Regions from separate parts of the Mus musculus genome. Here region 1 is linked to region 2. Evidence: chromatin loops called from intact Hi-C (ENCODE). Cell type or tissue: left cerebral cortex. All regions are shown on one strand. Each heading gives the region's core, and the rest is flanking DNA. Links, peaks and the distances in the headings are about the cores only.

The links. Peaks named below come from ENCODE experiments on the same cell type or tissue, not always from the same donor. Only the 100,000 strongest peaks of a DNase experiment are listed, where the experiment ranks them.
Region 1: a loop joins it to region 2, with 2.7 times the contacts of the local background. A loop is called at or near these places in 1 of 42 quality-filtered maps.

Annotation. Positions count from the first base shown.
Region 1 is chr8:69,179,809-69,186,209 of GRCm38, reverse strand. It overlaps Lzts1 (leucine zipper, putative tumor suppressor 1), which reads left to right and starts at 2,012. Exons shown (of 4, transcript NM_001370971.1): 1 at 2,012-2,236. In left cerebral cortex, for the core only: a CTCF peak has its summit at 3,119; DNase peaks (open chromatin) are centred at 2,853, 3,406, 4,125, 4,723 and 1 more place; H3K4me3 peaks cover 4,686 bases; H3K27ac peaks cover 3,631 bases.
Region 2 is chr8:69,116,498-69,122,898 of GRCm38, reverse strand. No RefSeq gene overlaps it. Among named protein-coding and RNA genes, the nearest start is that of Slc18a1, 30 kb to the right of the region's middle. In left cerebral cortex, for the core only: CTCF peaks have their summits at 1,105 and 3,858 (motif pointing left); DNase peaks (open chromatin) are centred at 1,173, 1,403, 2,946 and 3,828; H3K4me3 peaks cover 408 bases.

The DNA.
Region 1 (6,401 bases), core at 869-5,868, 63 kb before region 2:
AAGAGCTAATTGAGCTTTTTGTCTTGCTGGTGGTCATGTTATTTAGGTTTTAACTGTGCAGCCACGTCACACATACGTACAAAGTACATCACAGGCTTCCTCTCATCAGTCTGCCTCCTTCACTCTCAACTCACCTCCCTTTACCTCTGAAGTATCCTGTCCATGGGTTGTTTCTATTGTCCCATGGTACATCCAGTTCCAACCTCACACCCAAATACTGCCCACTTTCTACCTAACTGGGCCACAATAGGTTAGTATGCATGCCCAGCTCTCTACCCACGGTGTATTTGAAAGAGATGTCAGTGCTACAGTAAAAGTGTCTTAGTCATGATGAGTCACAATTGTAATCCTAGCTCTCCAAAGAAAAGTCGTGAGCTCAAGGCCAGCCTTGACTACTTACTGAGAATATGTCTCAAAAAAGGAAAAAAGTGCCATATGTAATACCCACTTTGCAGAACAGGAAACTGAGGTCTAGCCTAGGATATGACTTTGTAATAGCAAAGGTAGGGCCAGAACCAGAAAGCTATAGGCTCCTTTGTCCAGTTCTCTGGAATATCACAATCGTGACAAAATTGAGTTTGACCAAGGACAAAGTTGAGTTGACAAAGATCTGTAATCCACCGTCCTTAGTCTCTCTTTGGAGTCCACTGTTACCTTCAAGAGCCAGAACAATTGTTCTGTATCCTCCCTATTCACCAAAATTCCTGAGACACCTCTGAGAAGACATGCTTATACCAAGTCAATGAGTGGGGCACAGAAAGAAGAAAAGGCTTCCATCAAAAGAGGCATCATTCTGCCTGTGGTGGTTAGAGGTGGGAGTAAGGATGGAACTCGGAACTGGAACTGGGGAACGTATAGATAGAGAGACGTCTGGCATAAACTCTCCTGTCTCAGTCTCCCAGGTCTCCCAGGTGCTGGGATTACAGGCTGGCTGGCTATTTATTTTCCCTCTTTAGTGTTCAGGAAGCTAGAATTACATAATTAAATAAAGCTTTAAATTAATCTAGGGTCAAAAGCAGGAGGGAGCAGCAGAGGTTTGGGGCAGGAGAGTGTCAGAAAGACTCTGATTCAGTCATGCTATTAGTGATCCCTACTCTCCTTCCCTTAACCTGCCCCTTTCAGGGCAAAGCTGGCAATTTCTGGACAGCGCCTCTGCCTTCAGACTGGCCTGCTTTTCACTATCTTACCCTCAGTGTACCCTCAGATAGGTGGTGAAAAGTGGGTGGATGGCTGATGCTTTTACTGCTGGGGATCGAAATTAAGGCCACAACCTTTATCTCTGAGCTAATTATCCAGCCCGCCCTGCCTATATATTTCTACTTTATATTTTGAAACAAGGTTACACTTCGGTGCTCCAGGCAGGACTTGAATTTTTAATTCTCCTGTTTCAGCCTCTCTCAAGTCCCTGGGATTACTGGCTAGCATCACTCAGGCTTCTGAAGTGTCAAAATTTAATTGGATCTTTTTGAGGACTGAAGTCAGGAGGCTCTGGGCTCTCTGGTCTATAATCGCAGCAAGGTGAAGCAATACCCTCATAACCCCTCTAGACCGTTAGTTTGGTCCTTAAACCAAGAAACTCAACCTTTTGCTGGGGTTGTGGCTGGGAGTTGGGCTGGAGAAATCACCGGTAAGAGGCAGAGGTAGCAAAGAAGAAGGGAATGCAGAAAATGGGTAAAGAAAATGCAAAGGCGAATAGAATGCAGACAGAGAAAGCAAGAACGAGGAGACAGTGGAAGATGAGGAAAGATAGAGAAAGGCTGAACAGACAGGAACCCCCGAGTGTGATGAAACGAGAGCTAAGAAACTGCGAGCCTGACCGGCGCGGGCTTTGGGCACAGAGGAGCCAGGAGGTCGGAGCAACCCCAGCTGTCAGTCTGGAACAAAGGCCGGGGAGAGAGCAGGACAGGGTGCAGGCAGTGCGGGCCAATGAATGTCGTTGACTCTGGCCCCGCCCCACTCGTGCCCCGCCCCACCCCGCCCCGCCGGCGGCCAGGGACCCAGCGCAAGGGCCAGAGCGCCCGGACGAGCTGGCGGGCTCTGGGAGGCTCCGACAAGCTCACAGTCCGAAAGTTTCTCTGTCTTTCTGCTGCTCCTGGGAGTGTGACTTGAGCGACGCGGGATCCGCCGGCTCTAGGAGCCCTCCAGAAAAAGAGAAAGGGGCACTGCACAAAATACACCGAAAAATCAAAATCTGCAGCCATTTGCAGCTATCCCCAAGGCGGAGGAGGACAGACAGGTAAGGTACGGGTACCCAGGGTCCTGTTCCTCCTTCGTGCAGGGTCTACAGCTCTGCGGACGGCCCAGACACAGGGAAGACTTCGCTTTCTACAGCATACCACTCCCGGGAGTGAGTCCGCTCGTCTGTCGGTCTTTGTCTGTCTGTGTCCGCGTCTGTCTAGGTGTCTTTGTTTCTACATGTAACTATCGGGGTGAAGGGCAGTGGTAGGTGTGGGGGAGTCTTCTTCCCTGTCACTGATTGTATTTCTAATCTGACCCCAGCCGGAAGGAAATGGTGTGCATCAGTCAATCCTTATGTCTTTGTCTGTCAGACCGGGGATTCTCGTAAACCTGAATTTCATCTTGGAGACGTGCATTAGGTGACATGAATGTAGAGATGAAGAAATGAGAGGTGAGGAAGTGAGGCCACAGAGACTGGGGCCCCAGACAGAGGATCCAGCTGCTGGCGACTGGCTAGTGAACTTTACCTTGCTGGCTGGAACTTTGGAGGTACATGTGTCTGGAAGGAATAGGAATGAGCTTGGACGAATACACAGGTAGACAGACACATAGACACACACTGACACACCTCAGTTCACTCCTTTTTCTCATTCACCACAGGGAATCAGATCCCCTCTGTTTTTGCTTCTCATCTGCCCTGGCTTCACTCAGCAATAGAAACCCAAACACCACGGACCAGGTGATGTTTCCCTTCCCTGCTCCAAGTGGAAGGGATTAAACTGTGGCACATGTGAGCATTCTGCTCACCCACGGGTTGTCAGTCCTCAATTTCCCAAGCACTAGAGATGTTTAGGGATCCAAGAACCATGCCTTCTGCCCTCAGGTTTTCTGCATGCTCCTTGGATTGCTGAGGAGCAGGCTCTGGGTTCTGGGTAGCTGTCATCGAGACTTCTCCACCAGAGGGTCTCTCCTCCCTGGAAACACAATCTAGTCTCAGCCCATCACAGAGAGATGAGCTGCCCGCATGCACTTCTCCCAGAACCCAGATCCTGACGGGGGGGGGGGGGGGGCTGCTGGTAAGGGATTTTGAGGATTTGTAACCTGAGCTTCCTTCAAGTTCAGAAACAATTTTCTGCAGGCAGACAGAAGGAAAATGGAGGTGTTTGAAAGGTGTATGCACATGAATATCCAAGTTAGAGTTTACAGGGGTAAGAGTCTTCAAGGTTGGCACAGAGCAGAATGTGGGCAGGAGTCTGTGGGCAGAGAATGCACCCTAATCAGGCAATGGCCCACACCTTGTATTTACCTAGCTCTTTCTTCTGACCATTTTCAGTGCATCATAGATGTTATCTCATTTGTTGTCTCCTTTATCCTCACACCGTAACTACCACATTAGTATGAGATGTGATTTACTCTGTGTCTGCCAGTGAAGAAACAGAGGCACCAAAATGCAAGGGTGTTCCCTGAGATCCCATAACCAATGAGAGCCAAGTCCATCATTAATGAAATCCAAAACTTCATGTCTTAGCTGTGGAGATGGGAGTATAGAGCACTCATCTGCTAGAGTTGAGAAGAACTGTCTGTGTGTGGGGGGAGGGGGAGATGGCGGGGGGGGGGGAATGAGAGCATCCTTCCTGGAGGGTTCATGGAAGGACCAGACATTTGCTTTTGCTCAGGATGATTGTCTTTCCTATTTCTAGCCTATGTCTTGGCGCCCTCTGCAAGGCAAACCTGCTTTAGCCATTCAGTCTGTGCACTCTTGAGACTGAAGGAGATTTCCTTGTGTGGCTATCTACCTCTGATGGTTGCAGGAGCTGAGGTAGGAGAAGTATGCTGTTGGGGAGTGCTCTGGGTGTGCCAGTTCTCTGAGAGTGTGAAGAGTGCTCAGTTGCCATGCAGGGTTAAGAAGCGAGATGTCTGCATGTATGGGTGAAGAAGTAGATCTCTGTTCCTGAAAATGTATTCTTATGCCTTTGGGCGTGTTTAACAGTCACCCCACAGCTTTTCATTGGATGCTACAAAACGCAAGGCTTTGGGACCCACAATGAAGCAGGAATGAATATCATAGTCTGGGGTTAGTTTCCTTGAACGAGTGCTTCCTTGAAATTCAGGGGTTCTGTGTTTGAGACCCTAACACTACATAAACCTTCATATGGTGGCACAGTATTATAACCAAACCTTGCCCAAGTGGTGGAGATAGGAGGATCAGAAATTCAAAGCCAGTCTTGACCACATAGGAAGTTCAGGATCAGCCTGTGCTACCTGAGACAATCTCAAATGCAGAAAACAATAACAAACAACCCAACAATAAGAAATATACCAAATAAGGTCATGGCAAATAATCTATTTTTAGCAACTTCAGTCCAGTTCATTTATGAATAGTATTGTAACAAAGTTTAATACTATCCACAGAGTGCCGTCCAATCTCACAGCATTGTTTTAACCACAGGCATCTGCCTCTGTAGGTTAGTCCCCCAACCATCTTGCCCTTAGGTCCAGATCCCATTTCTTCTTCTGAGATATTTCTACCATTTGGTGCTGCCACCACAGTGACTCATTGCTTCCCCAAGAACTCCAGAGTTTCTGGGGAGGAAAACCACAGTGAGTTCTCAGCTCAAAGTATAGTGTCTACCTACTCTTTCTGTGTGTTTGTCAACTCACAAGAGCAAATATGGGAGGAGAAGGTGCTAGACCCAATTCAGTCCTGGGGTCTGGAGTTTGTGCCTTCAGAGCTTCAGGCAAGCAGTTGCAGAACAATGAATGGTAAGGGATTTAGCAAAAAAAAAAAAAAAAAAAAGGAAATTCCAACTGCCTGGGGACTCTTCAGGCCATTTACATCTCAGCACTTTGAGTTTGCCACCTTTGAATGGATCTCCTTGGTGCTACACTTTGGACACTGGTGATTCTTTGGAGAATGTGAACTGCTGTTGGGTTTGGGGAGGTAATGTGGCCCTGCTTTATGCTTCACATGCACTTAGCATTGTGGGTAATGATGTCTCCTATTGTGATAACCACATATGCTCTCGGGAGCCCATGAGCATTTCAATTTTTCTTTGGGAGAACATTTCTTATGCTTGACAACCTGAATTTCATTGTTATTTCATTAAAAACTGAGACAGAGACTCATGTAGCTCAGGCTGTCCTGAAACTTGTTATGTAGCTAGGAATGACTTTGAATTTCTTTTACCAATACTTAGATGATTGGCATGTGTCACTATACCTAATTAATTCAGTACTAGGGATCAAACCCAGGGCTCCATGCAAGTGCTTCTAACTGAGCTATGCCCCCAGCTCTCATTTGTTAAAGGTCTTGCCCATGTCAGGTGCTAGAGACATGAGTGATACTGTTGAAGAGGCGAACTAACGCACTGAGCTGAAAATTGGTGATGTTAGTTAGAAAGAATTAATTAGAGATAATCCCACTGAACTAACAATCCCACACTAACTTTAGTACAACAGCTGTCTCAAGATGGAGGTAAACTGAAGATGCCAGAGAGGAGGTAGGTGGTCAGGACTTGGTCTAGAAGATGAGCCTAAGCAGGTGTGTCAAGAGAGTAGGTAGAAAAGTAAGGTCAGCATTCTGCTTGCAGCTGAGAGCTGAAGAGAACCCTCTGGGGCTCTACACGCCCCTCATGGCAGTTGGAGGATGAAAAGTGGGAGGGAACTAGCTCTAGTAAGTTTGCAGTTTGGCCCCCACAGTGACTTCTTTAAGTTTTAGGGGGGTGGGCAAGAGACCTTGCCTAGACTCAGGCCTAGCTGGGCTGGCCTCCCAGACTCTTTGGCAGAGTCACCTTTGTAGGCTTCTGTTCCCCTAGATCCTGGCTTCCACCTCCTTAGATAACTCCAGAGCAGTGAGGAGGAGGTTGGGAGGTCTTGATGACCACCAACTACAACTGCCTGGGAAGCAATGTGTATCAAGACTTTTTTGAGTTTCTTTTTCCTTTTTAGCTTTTTTTGGGACAGGACCATATATAACCCAGGTTGGCTTTGAACTGTCTGTTCCCTCCCCACAAGTCTTGAAGTCATGATCCTCCAGGACCAGCCTCCCAAGTGTTAGGATTAGAGTTGTGCCAACGCAGTCCCAGGTTTGCTTTTGGATGGATCCAGACTTCCCCAATTTCTTTCCCTCCCTCTCCCTTTCCTCCTCCCTGCCTCTCCCTCTCCTCCTCCCTCTCTCTCTTCCTCCCCCTCTCTCCCTGTCCTCCCCCCCCTCTCTTTCTCTC
Region 2 (6,401 bases), core at 876-5,875:
ATATGGCTTCAGGGCCCGGGTCAACCTTAATTACTGGAAGCTTCATTGTGTGTGTGGACCGGGTTGGGAGTGGGGAAGGGGAATGGGGAATGGGTAAAGGAGTTTTGTTACTCCAGCTAGCACCCTGGTTGAGTCATTTGACAGTGAGATACTAGAAACTGCCAAGAAATGGGTCTGTGGACACAGCCCTCAGCTCTCTGGGGGCAGGAAGACCAGGCAGTCTCACCCTTGTTTCCCCTTTAGCGAAATAAACAGGCTACTTAATTACTTTTCAGGGACCCATTTCTCCCCGGGCCACTGTATGTAACACAAACTAGGCTGCCCTGTCAATAGCTTGTTCTCTCAAGATTGTAGTTGCCAGGAATCCAAGATTAAGGCCTTGGTAGGGCCATACTCCCTCCTAAAGTTGCTGGGGCACGGGGCTGAGAGGATCTTTCCTCCTTCAGATCACAGGCTGTCTCTTGCCTTGGGGCTACAACGCTCCAAACTCTGCCCTGGCTTCAATTCATTTGGCCGTGGCCCCTTCATCTTAATCAATCACATCCAAAATGACCTTATTGTCTAACAAGGCCACATTTCGAACATGCTTAGGGATTAGGATATTAGCATATCTCGGGGGAGGGGCTCACGGAGACGAAACCCTAACAAGGGATGTTGAAAGGATCCAGACAGAGGCAGGTTTGTGGTAGCCACTTTTATTCATAGCACCTGAGGGGTAGACGCAGAAGGATCTCCATGGTTGCCAGGAAAGCCTTGGCAATGTAGTAAGACTTTTTTAAAAGAAAAAAGTGTGAGATAGATAGGTTCGCTGTGACTCTGTAAATGTCCAGATGGAAACAGACTGTAAAGAGAAGAGCTGCTAGACAGGGGAGGGTCCCTGAGGATGTCTAGCCAGTGGGCATTAACTTCTAGGGGTTGTTTAAACCCTCCCTCTGTTAGGAAGGGGGTGGGTAACTCACTCAAAGCAACTTGATTTCCCCCAGCACAAGACTGGGTCCCCAGAGTGAGGCACTGGGGCCAGACCCCTTTGAAGTGCAAATGCAGGTCCCTAGCGCAGCCCGACCCCGGAATAATCAGTGCCTCGCATCTGCTGCCCCGCTAGGTCTTTGCCGGAAGTGCGCCCTGCCAGCTGCTCTGTTCTCCGAGAGCCCCACTGGCTAAAGTCAGGTGTTTGTAAGGATCGCAGAGCCGGGTAATCAGCACTTAGCAGGGAGAGGGAATTAGAAAACAGTGTGTTGGTGTGCTCTGCGGCAGCTGCGGGCCCATTTTTGCATCTGCTTACAAACCTGCTGTCCGGGCGGCGACCCCTGCTGCTTTGCTTGGGCTTTGGGAGGGAGCATGGCCCTTTGTTTAATCGTAGCCTTCTGACTAGAGCCCTGGGGCATCTGGGCAGGTCTCAGAAAGGGGTGCGGGATGGGGGTGGGGGAGCAGATGAGTTTAGATCCGAGAGTAACTTGGTGATGAGGAAGTGCAGGCTTAGCTCACTGCGTCTTCGCGGTCCAAGCTGGCTGCTCTAGCTCATCTTCAGTCCAACCTCAAACCCCAGAGGTATTATTATCGTCATCATCATATTTTTTATTTGTTTCTTTTTAAACGAGACGCCCAAACCAGCACCCCAGACTGAAGGGGTCTGCTCCAAAAGCCAGAGCTTGCGAAGTCGATTGAGCAGAGATGACTGCAGTGTATATCTCTGATTCTGGGGCTTGAGTCCAGTTATCCATTTTTCCTTCTATAAAATATTAGTTGTCTGCTATCCTCTGAAAGGTTTGCCCTTTCAGAAAACACTTAGTATAGAGCACACGCACGCACACACACACACACACACACAAGCACAAGAGTATAATGCCAGTAACTGGGGTAAGTTACTTTGTCAGGAGCCATCTAGTACAGGCTAAGGCTAGCAGGTGGCCTTCCTGGAGGTGGCTCACCGTTTTTTGTTTCTTTTTGTTGTTATTGTTGTTGGCATGATCTTCGATGGGTGAGCTTGATGGCAAGGTCCCAAAGAGACTTCATCTCAGGATTGCTTCTTGTAGTTGATATGCCTTTCTTGTCGTTATTAAATTAATATAATAACCCCTGGGCATTAGCCCACCCTATTGGTCAGATTTCCTACAGATTAACATAAAGATAAACTTTCATGAATTAATGCTATTTTGATGAATTATTGATTCTATAGAATTTCAGATTTGATTCCAATAATTTTAAGAAAAAAGTTTTTTTTTTTTTTTTTTTGGTTTTGTTTTGGTTTTTTGGGTTTTTCGAGACAGGGTTTCTCTGTGTAGCCCTGGCTATTTTGGAACTCACTCTGTAGACCAGGTTGGCCTCGAACTCAGAAATCTGCCTGCCTCTGCCTCCCAAGTGCTGGGATTAAAGGCTTGCACAACTACTGCCTAGCTAAGAAGAAAGTTTTAAGAGCTGGTTTTAGTTGCTTTGCTAGAAAGATGTAATACTGTTAGAATCAAGATTAGAATGTTCCCACTCCTCATAATAGTAAGTAAAGGCTGCATAAATATAATGAGCTTTCATAATTACACTAAAAAGAGAAATAGGCTTGGGACAAATTTGTGTTCAAGGAAAAACATTTAGGTTCAAAGACAAAGTCACAGGTGTGCACTATGATAAGGCAAGGCCATGTAAAAACTGTTGCTTTGAACTTATAACAAGCTTGCAAATGGAAACACTGCCTTGAACTTAATAGCAACATCCTTCTGTAACTCCCATTTTATGTAACATTTTATCTCTGAGGTAATTTTCTAAAGAACTTTTTGTCTAAGAAGATATAAAAAGGCCAGAGAAAAGAAATAGTTGTTGGTGGGATGGTTTGGCTTGGGGGGCTTTGCCGCGTCCGTCTGTCCTCCATCCATCCATATGTACATGTCTGTATATATACGAGTAGGTATATGTGTATTATGTAAGCATGCATTAATACTTTGTGGAGCTGGCAGACAGACTGTCCAGCCCAGCCAGCGTGTGGGTGTATGAGTGTGTCTGTGCATATCTGCCTGTATAAAGACTTTTCCTTTCCTTTCCTTCCTCTCTGGTTCACAGAGTTAACCAGCCGAGTCACAGAGGCTCTGGCTGCCTGAACAGAGAAGGAAACAAACAATAGCAATAAATTCTTTACCTAATCACTCTGCTGTTAGCAACAAGTGTCGGTAGCTCCCGAGGCAGGTAGCTTCTGGCCTCAGAGTAACTAAAGTCAAGATAGGTATGTGTTATTATAGAAAGGAACCCCACTCTTTCCCAAGACCCCATCTTGCCCCTGATGCTCCTCCCCCTCTTCAGTTTTGCCTCTTCATAGAGGACCCCTGCCTGGGCTAAGCTCCTGGCACCACTGAGAGCCAGAAAGTGCACATAAAGTGAAGATCCTTGAGGAAACACAAGGTGCCATACTAGTTTCAGGCTTGGAATACATTCTTCTAGGAATGGTCACGTTTCCCACCTGTTTTGTCTTCCATTTGAGAAAAGATGCAAGGGCAGCCATTGGGTTTTGTGATGTGGTGCAAAGGATAAAAGGCATTCTTATGGGAATCTTTAAAGCCCAGTGACTTCCCAGGACACGGAGGGGAAAACCATGTGCGGCTTCCTCATCAGGCTAACTCATGGTTGTTCCCAGAATTCCTTTGGTTAATGAAACCCAGTGGACTCAGTAAGCCTTGAGATCGCTGCCAGGCTCACAGTAAGTACCGACGCCAGCCACTGCTCTCCAACCTTAGGTGAAAAAACTTTGGTGAGGTTTTTGGTGTGCAACAGTGGAGGCTACAAAGACAGACCCGGGTGGAATGAGAGCAAGGGAAGGAAAAGAAAGGAAATCTCCGAGGAACACCAGGGGCCCTCTACTGGCCAAAGCATTCAACTGCTTTCCTGCCAGGTTTATTGACACCTTGTGGTGAAAACTAGAAATGCAGAAAGTGCTACAAGTTTGAAAATTAATTGTATGTATTTTTTTTTTAATTGTATGTATTCTTACACTGGGATTAAAAATACTGACGCCCTGCTGGGCGGTGGTGACACACACCTTTAATCCCAGCACTTGGGAGGCAGAGGCAGGTGGATTTCTGAGTTCGAGGTCAGCCTGGTCTACAGAGTGAGTTCCCAACAGCCAGGGCTATACAGAGAAACCCTGTCTTGAAAAACCAAACCAAACCAAACCAAACCAAACCAAACAAAACAACAACAACAACAACAAAACCAAACCCTGACACCCTGAGAAACTATTGGCAGTTAATGGCTTTTGGGAAGGGAGAATTAGTTTCCTTCAGAGATGGCCAACTTGGGAGGCTAGCCATGGTCCCACATCCATACACACACAAGCAGCACTAAGTGGACTCATTTTAAATATGGGTAGCTCCTAGTCAGGTCCCTGGCCTGCCACACTGGATTAACCCTTAAGGGAGGAGGTGGACCCTGTTCTTTACATTAGATATAACATCTGCACAAAGCAAATGAAACACATCTACACAAAAGCACACCTTTGTAAAACTCATTCATGATGATCCGAAAATGTAAATGACTCAAATGCCCACCAATCAGGGAATGGATGTATGCAACATAATTTATCTAGACATTACTCAGAAATAAAAAGAAATGGAGACATGTTTTAACATTAATAATCAGTGAAATAAGACAGACACAAAAAGCAACATACTATGGTTCTAAAATCGAACGGGTAAATCCACACAGGAAGAAGAGTGGCAGTTACCTGGGACAGGCTATGTCCCAGGAAATAGGGAATGACTTCTAGTTGGTACAGCACCGTACGAGGACGGTGGACATGAGATTCTAAGACTATGCTGAAGACCGCTGCATGGCGGGTAAATAGGCAGACTGTTCAGTATGTGGTGTTCATGGTCCACATCCCCTTCAGTGGCTCAGAACATTCTCTGTACTCCATGTCCTCCTGTAAGTACACAACCCTGTACCTTTATTAAATGCCTTCGTGGCTTAATACGTGCATTTCACAGTTCAGAGTACCTAGCAAAATGCATGGGTAACTGGTATATTTTCCTCAAAGAGAATGCTGGAAAGGGCTCTTCAGAGGGTCATAACCCGTTTTGAATGTTTGTAGTGAAGTCAAACGAGGCAGTAAATCTGCAATCATGTCCTGTGCTCCCAAATGCTGGCCTAGCCTAGGTCCAAACTACTTACTGCAGAAGAATGAGCTGCTCCTAAGTGAACTCACACGCTGGCCACACAAGACAGGCCACTGCTAGCTGGAACCTGTTACTTTTATGAATGGACCTGAAAGGAAATTGCTGGCCAAAGTCTTCCCATGTCAGCTACCTCTTCACTGCTGTAACTGCACCTCGTACCCAGTCCCTTTGGAACCAGACTTGTCTCCTGGTATTGCCATCCTCCTGTCAGCTTCTGTCACTTTAGACAAGTGTCTCTCATGGGACAGGGACGGGGAAGCACACAGAGCACATTGAAGAACAGTGTTTGCTGATCCTCCTGACCAAATGGGAGGCAGAGGAGTAGACTCATTAGTGTTGGCTTTTAAAGCTGTTCTACGGTCCTGGGGTTGAGGCTCAGTGCTAGTTAATACCCTGGATTTAATGGCCAGCACCTCTGTAGTATTGCTAAAGAAATGTTTTCTCCTAGTTACCTTTCTTCTCTTCCGTGGGACTTTAAGCCTCCTGAGTGCTAAGAAAATGGGTGTTCAGAACTATGCTTGCAATTGTTTATGAAATGAAAAACAAAAGAACCGTTCTATTGCTGCTGCTTTGAGGTTGAGAACCAGAGTCTCACATACACTAACGAGGCAAGTTTCTAGCATTGACATGTATCCTTAGCCACAAGAACTGTCAGACACATGTTCATTTTGGTTAGATGAGCTGTTGCCTAATTACGCCACTGACTGACCCACACAGGACACTGATCTCTAAGTATATGCATTTACCAGCAGCCGCGGCTCTCCTAGAACTAGCTTTGTAGATGGAGCTTGTCTAGAACTCACAGGTCTGCCTGTACCTGCCTCTCAGGTCCTAAGATTATGTGCCACCACCCTGGGAAATCTCTTCTTAGATATGACTCCTCACATCTGTCAAATATGACTCAGTGCAACTTTATCTTTAGAGTTTCTGACAGAATTCTTTGTGCTTACCTGTACTTTCCAAGGTCTGTCTGCACAATGCGTGTGTGATGAGTAAACCATTGCTGAAATTGGTCTACTGCTAGGGCTATGCCTGAGTGCTGCTAAAGACTAAGTGCTGGGAAAAGCACAACAGAATCAGGGAACAGAATGTCTCAGTTCAAAGCACGATGAGGTTTAAAGTCATTTCAACTTGGATCAGTCTGGCATCACTGGCTTGGTCCCAAGTTCTGTATTTGCAGGACTTCTGGTCACCCACATGGGAGAGGCTTGGATTCTCAGAGGCTAAGAATCCTACCTACCTTCTAGA